2 separate regions of the Homo sapiens genome follow, and region 2 is linked to region 1. Evidence: read pairs that join two places in POLR2A ChIA-PET (ENCODE). Cell type or tissue: K562. All regions are shown on one strand. Links, peaks and the distances in the headings refer to the core of each region. The heading gives the core; the rest is flanking DNA.

Region 1 (4,855 bases), core at 2,356-4,855:
CTTGAGCCCAGGAGGTGGAGGCTGCAGTGACCCCTGCACTCCAGTCTGGGTGACAGTTAGACACACTGCCCCCGACCCCAAAAAAATAAGTCCTAGGTATGAGTTTGAGATAATGAAAAATAAAAATCTGATTTTCTAATATTTCCCCTAAAAAACACATGTCATTTACATAAAATAGGAAGCGGGGAGAGGTGGTGAGAGATGACCCCTGTTGAGGATTTCATTGGTGTCTGCCACAGGCCGCCATGGCATCAGATGAAGGCAAACTTTTTGTTGGAGGGCTGAGTTTTGACACCAATGAGCAGTCGCTGGAGCAGGTCTTCTCAAAGTACGGACAGATCTCTGAAGGTGAGGCTGCTGCTGGGCCCGCGGCCCTGGGCGGGGGGGCTTGTGCTCCTCCTACCTGGAAGTACAGCTGGGTGCTGACTGCAGACCTCTCTCCCCTGCACAGTGGTGGTTGTGAAAGACAGGGAGACCCAGAGATCTCGGGGATTTGGGTTTGTCACCTTTGAGAACATTGACGACGCTAAGGATGCCATGATGGCCATGAATGGGAAGGTGAGGATCAGGGTGCTGAGCAGGAGTCCCGTCTCGAGGATGGGGCACCCACCTGCTAACCCGTCCCGCCCTCTGTCTCCAGTCTGTAGATGGACGGCAGATCCGAGTAGACCAGGCAGGCAAGTCGTCAGACAACCGATCCCGTGGGTACCGTGGTGGCTCTGCCGGGGGCCGGGGCTTCTTCCGTGGGGGCCGAGGACGGGGCCGTGGGTTCTCTAGAGGTGAGTGCCATGAGTGGGTCCCTTGGGGATGCTGTGAGGTACTGCTGGTGGGAGCTGGTACTCACTTTTTCCTGTATGTGCAGGAGGAGGGGACCGAGGCTATGGGGGGAACCGGTTCGAGTCCAGGAGTGGGGGCTACGGAGGCTCCAGAGACTACTATAGCAGGTGAGGGGGAGGCCGGCCCAAGCACAGGGGTGGTTGCGGGATGGCCAGCTTCCGTCCCGGGTCCCAGGTCCCTGGGGGAGCTGAGATGAGACTGGCTGGGCAAGGAGCAGAGGCAGGTGGGGACCCAGGCCAAGAGGAGAGGAGACTGCTCAGGACATTCGCAGAAGCGGGAGGGCCTGGGGGACAGGCTGGTGGAGATTTTGAACAATTTCCAAGATGCTGCCCTGCTGGGGTCCTTGTTGTGTCCCCAGAAGGGACGGCTGGCATGGGGGCTGGCGGCTCAGCCTGTTGTGGCAGAGCAGAAGTAGACGGGTACCTTCCGGTACTCAACGTTTGTCTGTCTTGCAGCCGGAGTCAGAGTGGTGGCTACAGTGACCGGAGCTCGGGCGGGTCCTACAGAGACAGTTATGACAGTTACGGTAAGTCACACTCCGAGGGCGCCACGCTGCTGTGGCCTGCGGTGGGAGCTCGGTTCACCTTGGTGCCCTCTCCAAGCACTTTAGGCTGGACACTCAGACCTTGTCACTGTGCTTGCCCAGAAGAGGCGCATCTGTCCTCTCAGAGCCATTTCTATCGCAGGACGCAAAAGCCAAATGAGACTGACCAAAAAGGCAAGGGAGAGCGAGGGCCCGCTGGGCAGTCAGCTAGGTGCATGTGTGGCCGCAGGCCAGCCTCCCTCGGCTGTGGGGGGTGGTTGCTCCCCGGCCGCAGGCCGCGCCCTGGTCTGGCCTCTGGGGTGAAGCTGCCTCTTGTTGCTTCGGTGCCTTTACACTGTGCCTGCTTCTTGTCCTCAGCTACACACAACGAGTAAAAACCCTTCCTGCTCAAGATCGTCCTTCCAATGGCTGTGTGTTTAAAGATTGTGGGAGCTTCGCTGAACGTTAATGTGTAGTAAATGCACCTCCTTGTATTCCCACTTTCGTAGTCATTTCGGTTCTGATCTTGTCAAACCCAGCCTGACCGCTTCTGACGCCGGGATGGCCTCGTTACTAGACTTTTCTTTTTAAGGAAGTGCTGTTTTTTTTTGAGGGTTTTCAAAACATTTTGAAAAGCATTTACTTTTTTGACCACGAGCCATGAGTTTTCAAAAAAATCGGGGGTTGTGTGGGTTTTTGGTTTTTGTTTTAGTTTTTGGTTGCGTTGCCTTTTTTTTTTTAGTGGGGTTGGCCCCATGAAGTGGGTGCCCCACTCACTTCTCTGAGATCGAACGGACTGTGAATCCGCTCTTTGTCGGAAGCTGAGCAAGCTGTGGCTTTTTTCCAACTCCGTGTGACGTTTCTGAGTGTAGTGTGGTAGGACCCCGGCGGGTGTGGCAGCAACTGCCCTGGAGCCCCAGCCCCTGCGTCCATCTGTGCTGTGCGCCCCACAGTAGACGTGCAGACGTCCCTGAGAGGTTCTTGAAGATGTTTATTTATATTGTCCTTTTTTACTGGAAGACGTACGCATACTCCATCGATGTTGTATTTGCAGTGGCTGAGGAATTCTTGTACGCAGTTTTCTTTGGCTTTACGAAGCCGATTAAAAGACCGTGTGAAATGAACCTTGCTCTGACAATTCCCTTGCATTGCACCACACACTCCTTGCTGCGGGCTCCTGCAGCCAGACCTGAGCAGAGAGAGAAGGTGGAGAAGCAGCGGGTCTGCAAGCCTTCCCTGGGGCCTGCAGAGCTAGAAAGGGAGGCCCAGCAGACTGGCGCTGGTCAGGGTAGGGGAGCCAGGCGGGGGACGGGAGCGGGCAGCTCAGGCCTCAGGGCAGCCCTGGGAGGCTTCTGGCAGTGGTGGCCAGAGGGCTGGACTGTGCGGGCAGCTTAGCAGGGACAGTGGACGTGCACCTGACGCTGACCTGGACTGCCTCAGTCTAGAAGCAGGCCAGAGAGCAGAGGCACGTGGCATCCCAGGGCGACCTCAGACGGCCAGCCGGTTAGCTAGTTCTGCTGTTGCTTCACGAGTTCTGAGCATTCTCTGCTAGCCTATGGAAGCTGCAGCCCTCGGAGGACAGAAGTGTTGTGCGCCCAACAGAACCCTCTGAGACGCAAGCTGCTCCCTTGGCTAGCTCATATGTGGAAATAGCCCTGTAATTCGAGGTAACTCCTTCCGCTCGTGTCCACATCCCTCTTGTTGAGAGCTCACTGAAAGTCATGTGCCCGGGGAATGTTCCTGTGACTGTTTTTTGTTTTTCCTTTTTTTTTTAACTTTGTTTTTGTTTTTTTCAATTAAGCTGGAACTAAAGTCAGGCCCAGCCATTACGCTCCCCACGTGCAGCCAGGTGCAGCCTGGGCCCAGTCATGCCTGGCTCATAGATGAAATCCCTTAAGCAGGATTGAAGACCAGTGAACGCCCCCGCCTTTTGGATTTTTTGCTCAATTGACCGTCTTTTCCAGACCTCTTTAAGTCACACTCTTAACTTAGCTTTCTCTGATGTCTGTTGCCGCCATTAGTTTTTTTCTAGAGCCCACACTGGCCCACATAGCTCCATCCCATACGGGTAGCTGGCTCCAGCTGCGCCAAGGTGCAGACCCGCCCTGGGCATGCTGGCCTGTGACGGAGCCTGAGGTCACAGCCCCCTGACTAGCCTGAGACCTTCCTAGGGGCTGTGGCTGTTTCCGGGGAGGCCGGGAGGGGCAGCTGTGAGCCCTGTGGAGGACGTTGGGAGTAACGCTGCTTTGCTTTGGCAGGTTGAAGGGGCCCGGCCAGGACTCGGGGAAGGGTGGCCTGAGAGCAGCGATGACCTCTGGGGTCACTGTCCCAGGAGGGACTTCACCTGGAACAAGAGCTGGAGGCAGCCGCTTGCCCAGGAGGCTTGTCCCCTGTAAGTGCTTTCGGGAAGAGTGGCATGTGGCGCTGAGCCCTGTCCCGGGCGGCACCTGGGCGTTTCAGTGAGTCCTGCTCTCCCGCACCTATGGCCCCATGGCGGGCGCCTTTCGGTGTGTGTTGGGTGCAGGGCAGCGCCTCCCGGGAGCGCCGGGTCCCCCGCCTGGAGCCCGCGCCTGTTCTCCCTCCCTTCCTCCTCCTTCCAGGAGGCGCTTCGCCAGTGAGGTGCGGGCTCAGGGCCTCGAGTCTCTCCTGGAGCACGGGCTGCGGTGCGCCGGCAGCTTACGGGGCGGCCAGTCCTTGCCCACAACGATGTGGAGCCCTGTGAAAGTCGGATTCGAATAAAGGGCCACGTGTGCACCCAGAAAGCCGAGTCTGTGGTTCAGGGGGGTCTGTCGGCGGAGCGGGGCCACTGGAAGAAAAGCCTGCGGACCTCGGTTCAGCGCACGAGTAGGACCCGACAGGGAAGACTGCAAGGGTCATTGTCCGAGCAGTGACCGCGGGGGGCTCGCCACTGAGGGGGTTCGCAGCGCGGAGACTCCAGTCTCGCGGGATCTGAGGCGCACTCGGCTTCGAGGGAGCGGCGGCCGCGCAGCCGCTGTCAGGCCCCGTCTTGGGCCGAGTCCCGGGTTCCCTGTAGCAGGCTTGGGAGCGGGGCGCCACCTTCCTGGGCCCTGGACGTGGCCGACGCGTTCTCAGTGTCCGTGAGGCCGGGGCAGGAGTGGCGGGGGTCGCCCCGAAGTGGGTGGGAATGAGCGGCCCGAGGTCCTGAAGTCGGGGTCCGCCCCGTCTCCCCGCTGCCAGCCCGATTTCCTCGGAAGCCGCGACCCCCCACGCTGGGCTGGCAGTTCTGGGCTCTGCCGGCTGCGCCTTGCCGGGACTCCCACGGGCGGGCTCCGGGCCTCCGTCCTGATCCCTTGGAGCGGTTCGACGAAGCAAGTTCCGCGGCGGGCGCGCGGGGCACTGTGGGTAGCGCCGGGGCTCACCAGGCGGAGGCGGGGCCCGGCGTCAAGCTCCGCCTCCGCGCCCCATTGGCTGGCATCACCTCCGCGCGCCTGACTGACAGCGCGCATAGGGGCGGGGCGCCGCCACCGCTTCCGC
Region 2 (2,500 bases), core at 1-2,500, 180 kb after region 1:
GACATTTCCTGGGAATGGGGGCTCTGATCTGGTCCCTGTGCCCACAGCCCCGATCCCCATCGAGCCGCAGATCTGCCAGGCCACCTGTGCTGTTATGAAGCTGTCCTTTGATGAGGAGTACCGCCGTGCCATGAACGAGCTAGGTGAGTGTCCCAGGTCCTCTGGGAAGCCATCCTCCAGCCCCCGAACAGGTGGTGGCTCCTCGGCCGCTAAAGGGACACAGGCTGGGTCATCTGAGCTTGGGCTGGGGATTGGAGCCCGGAGAGGGACAGACTCCCTGGAGTCACATAGCACCTCTCATGAGTGGACCGTCACCCTGGGCCCTCTGTCCCCATGAGCTGCGTGTGGCCTCCCGATCTGGTCTGAGGCTTCGGGGGTGACTTTCAGCCCTAAGTTCCCTGGGGCTCAGAACAGGGAACGGACCAGAAGGGCAAAGATAGATAGAAGACAGGCCCAGAATTGGAACTGTAGGGGGTGTTTTACGTTTGAGGACATTGCAACATCTTCTCTTTGTCAATATAAAAAGTAATTGAGGCCGGGCGAGGCTGCTCATACCTGTAATCCCAGCAGTTTGGGAGGCCAAGGCAGGAGGATGACTTTAGCTCAGAAGTTCGAGACCAGGCTGGGCAAAAATAGTGAGACCCCATCACTACAAAAAAAAAATTAGTCCCAGCTACTGGGGAGGCTGAGGTGGGAGGATCTCTTGAGCCCAGGAGGTTAAAGGTGCAAGGAGCTATGATCATGCCACCACACTCCAGACTGGGCAACAGAGCCAGACCCTGTCTCAAAAAGAAAAGTCTTGCTGTAACTTTTTTTTGAGACAGAGTCTCACTCTGTTGCCCAGGCTGGAGTGCAGTGGTACAATCTCAGCTCACTGCAAACTCCACCTCCGAGTAGCTGGGATTACAGGTGCCCGCCCCCACACCTGACTAATTTTTGTATTTTTAGTAGAGACGGGGTTTCACCGTGTTGCTCAGGCTGGTCTCAAACTCCTGGCCTCGGGTGATCCGCCCACCTCGGCCTCCCAAAGTGCCGGGATTACAGGCGCGAGCCACCACGCCCGGCCACTTTACATCTTCAAACTCTGTCCCGGTGAAACATTTCCTGCTCATCCTGTCCCCAGCCCCTGGCACCCACCCCCATCCTACTTTCTGTCTCTGTGAATCTGATGGAGCTAGGGACATCCTAGGAGTGGAATCACACAGGATTTGTCATTTTATGCCTGGCGTCTCCCACTGAGCGTGACATCCTCAAGGTGCACCTACGCCATAGTCTGTTTGTTTCAGAGCCTCATTCCTTTTGAGACAGACAGGGTCTTGCTCTGTTGCCCATGCTGGAGTGCAGTGGCGCCATCTCGGCTCACTGCAACCTCTGCCTCCCGGGTTTAAGCGATTCTCCTGCCTCAGCCTCCCAAAGTGCTGGAGTTGCAGGCAGAAGGAGCCACCACACCCGGCCAAAGCCTGGCTCCCTTCTGAGGCTGCGTGACATCCCATCGTGTGCACAGGGCACGCTGGGCTGACCCACTTGTCCTCCTATGGATGCTCTAGCTGCCCCCCACTCCTGGCTCTGTGAATCGTGCTGTGGTGAACCTGGATGTACGCGTTTCAGGCTGGAAGTTTTCTGAGATATGTCCCTAACTCACTTCCCCAAAGGGTGTCTCCACTGACCCACTCCTGCTCTGAGAACAGTCACATTTGCCTCTGTTGTCTTTGAAGAGGGAGAAAAGTGTTTTGGTGACAAGTCCTCCTCTCCCTCTGACTCACAGGCGCCATCTCCCCGTTGATTTCCCCCTTTTGTAATGGGGAAGCGGGGCGAGTGAAGAGGGTGGGTGTGGCCGTCACCCATCCCTACAGCCCTGTCTGTGCTGGGGATGCTGCTCTCCATCTGATGGTCTTGGGGTGTATTATTAGAGGACTCAGGGGGCCTTCCCCGAGGCACCTATCAAACAGGGCAGGGAAGAACATTCCAGGCTGAGGGAACAACAGGTGCAGAGGCCCAGTGGCTGGAGGAAGCGTGAGCCAGGACCGAGGGCTGACAGGAGGCGGGGGTGGCAGTCACAGGGCACTGGGGGTACCCCTGTGGGTCTGGCAGCAGGGTGAGGCCATACCGGCTCCTGGAGGAGGTCTCAGACTTGGGCCTGGAAGGGGAACTTGAGGGCAGGTCTGGGGCATAGGGAGGGCCTCTGGGCAAGGGAGTGAGGTGGGGCGCTGGGCAGCAGGCAGGGTCATCCCTGCCACCCACCAACCTTGTTGGGTCCTCACAGGTGGGCTGCAGGCCGTGGCAGAGCTGCTGCAGGTTGACTATGAGATGCACAAGATGACCCGGGACCCGCTGAACCTGGCGCTGCGCCGCTACGCGGGCATGACCCTCACCAACCTCACCTTTGGGGACGTTGCCAACAAGGTGCCCGGGGGCAGTGGGTGGGCTGGCACTTTCCTCATCCAGTCTTCCAGGGACTGAGCCTCCTTCCAACTCATCCCAGCCTCGAAACAGCCCTGAG

The links. ChIA-PET counts read pairs that join two places held together with the same protein. Peaks named below come from ENCODE experiments on the same cell type or tissue, not always from the same donor. Only the 100,000 strongest peaks of a DNase experiment are listed, where the experiment ranks them.
Region 2: POLR2A ChIA-PET joins it to region 1 with 5 read pairs; 22 of 35 experiments call an interaction of 5 or more read pairs at or near these places.

What each region holds. Positions count from the first base shown.
Region 1 is chr19:1,270,689-1,275,543 of GRCh38, forward strand. It overlaps CIRBP (cold inducible RNA binding protein), which reads left to right. Exons shown (of 6, transcript NM_001300829.2): 2 at 240-348; 3 at 452-558; 4 at 641-779; 5 at 863-944; 6 at 1,293-4,122. The coding sequence starts at 246. The coding sequence ends at 1,755. It overlaps FAM174C (family with sequence similarity 174 member C), which reads left to right and starts at 4,842. Exons shown (of 3, transcript NM_017914.4): 1 at 4,842-4,855. RefSeq lists silencers at 2,799-2,982, 4,349-4,573, 4,472-4,531, 4,542-4,855. In K562, for the core only: a CTCF peak has its summit at 3,554; DNase peaks (open chromatin) are centred at 3,555, 4,353 and 4,773; H3K4me3 peaks cover 2,398 bases.
Region 2 is chr19:1,457,918-1,460,417 of GRCh38, forward strand. It overlaps APC2 (APC regulator of Wnt signaling pathway 2), which reads left to right. Exons shown (of 15, transcript NM_005883.3): 10 at 48-143; 11 at 2,264-2,403. Among named protein-coding and RNA genes, the nearest start is that of APC2, 9.0 kb to the left of the region's middle. In K562, for the core only: no CTCF peak of the experiment used is centred there; no DNase peak of the experiment used is centred there.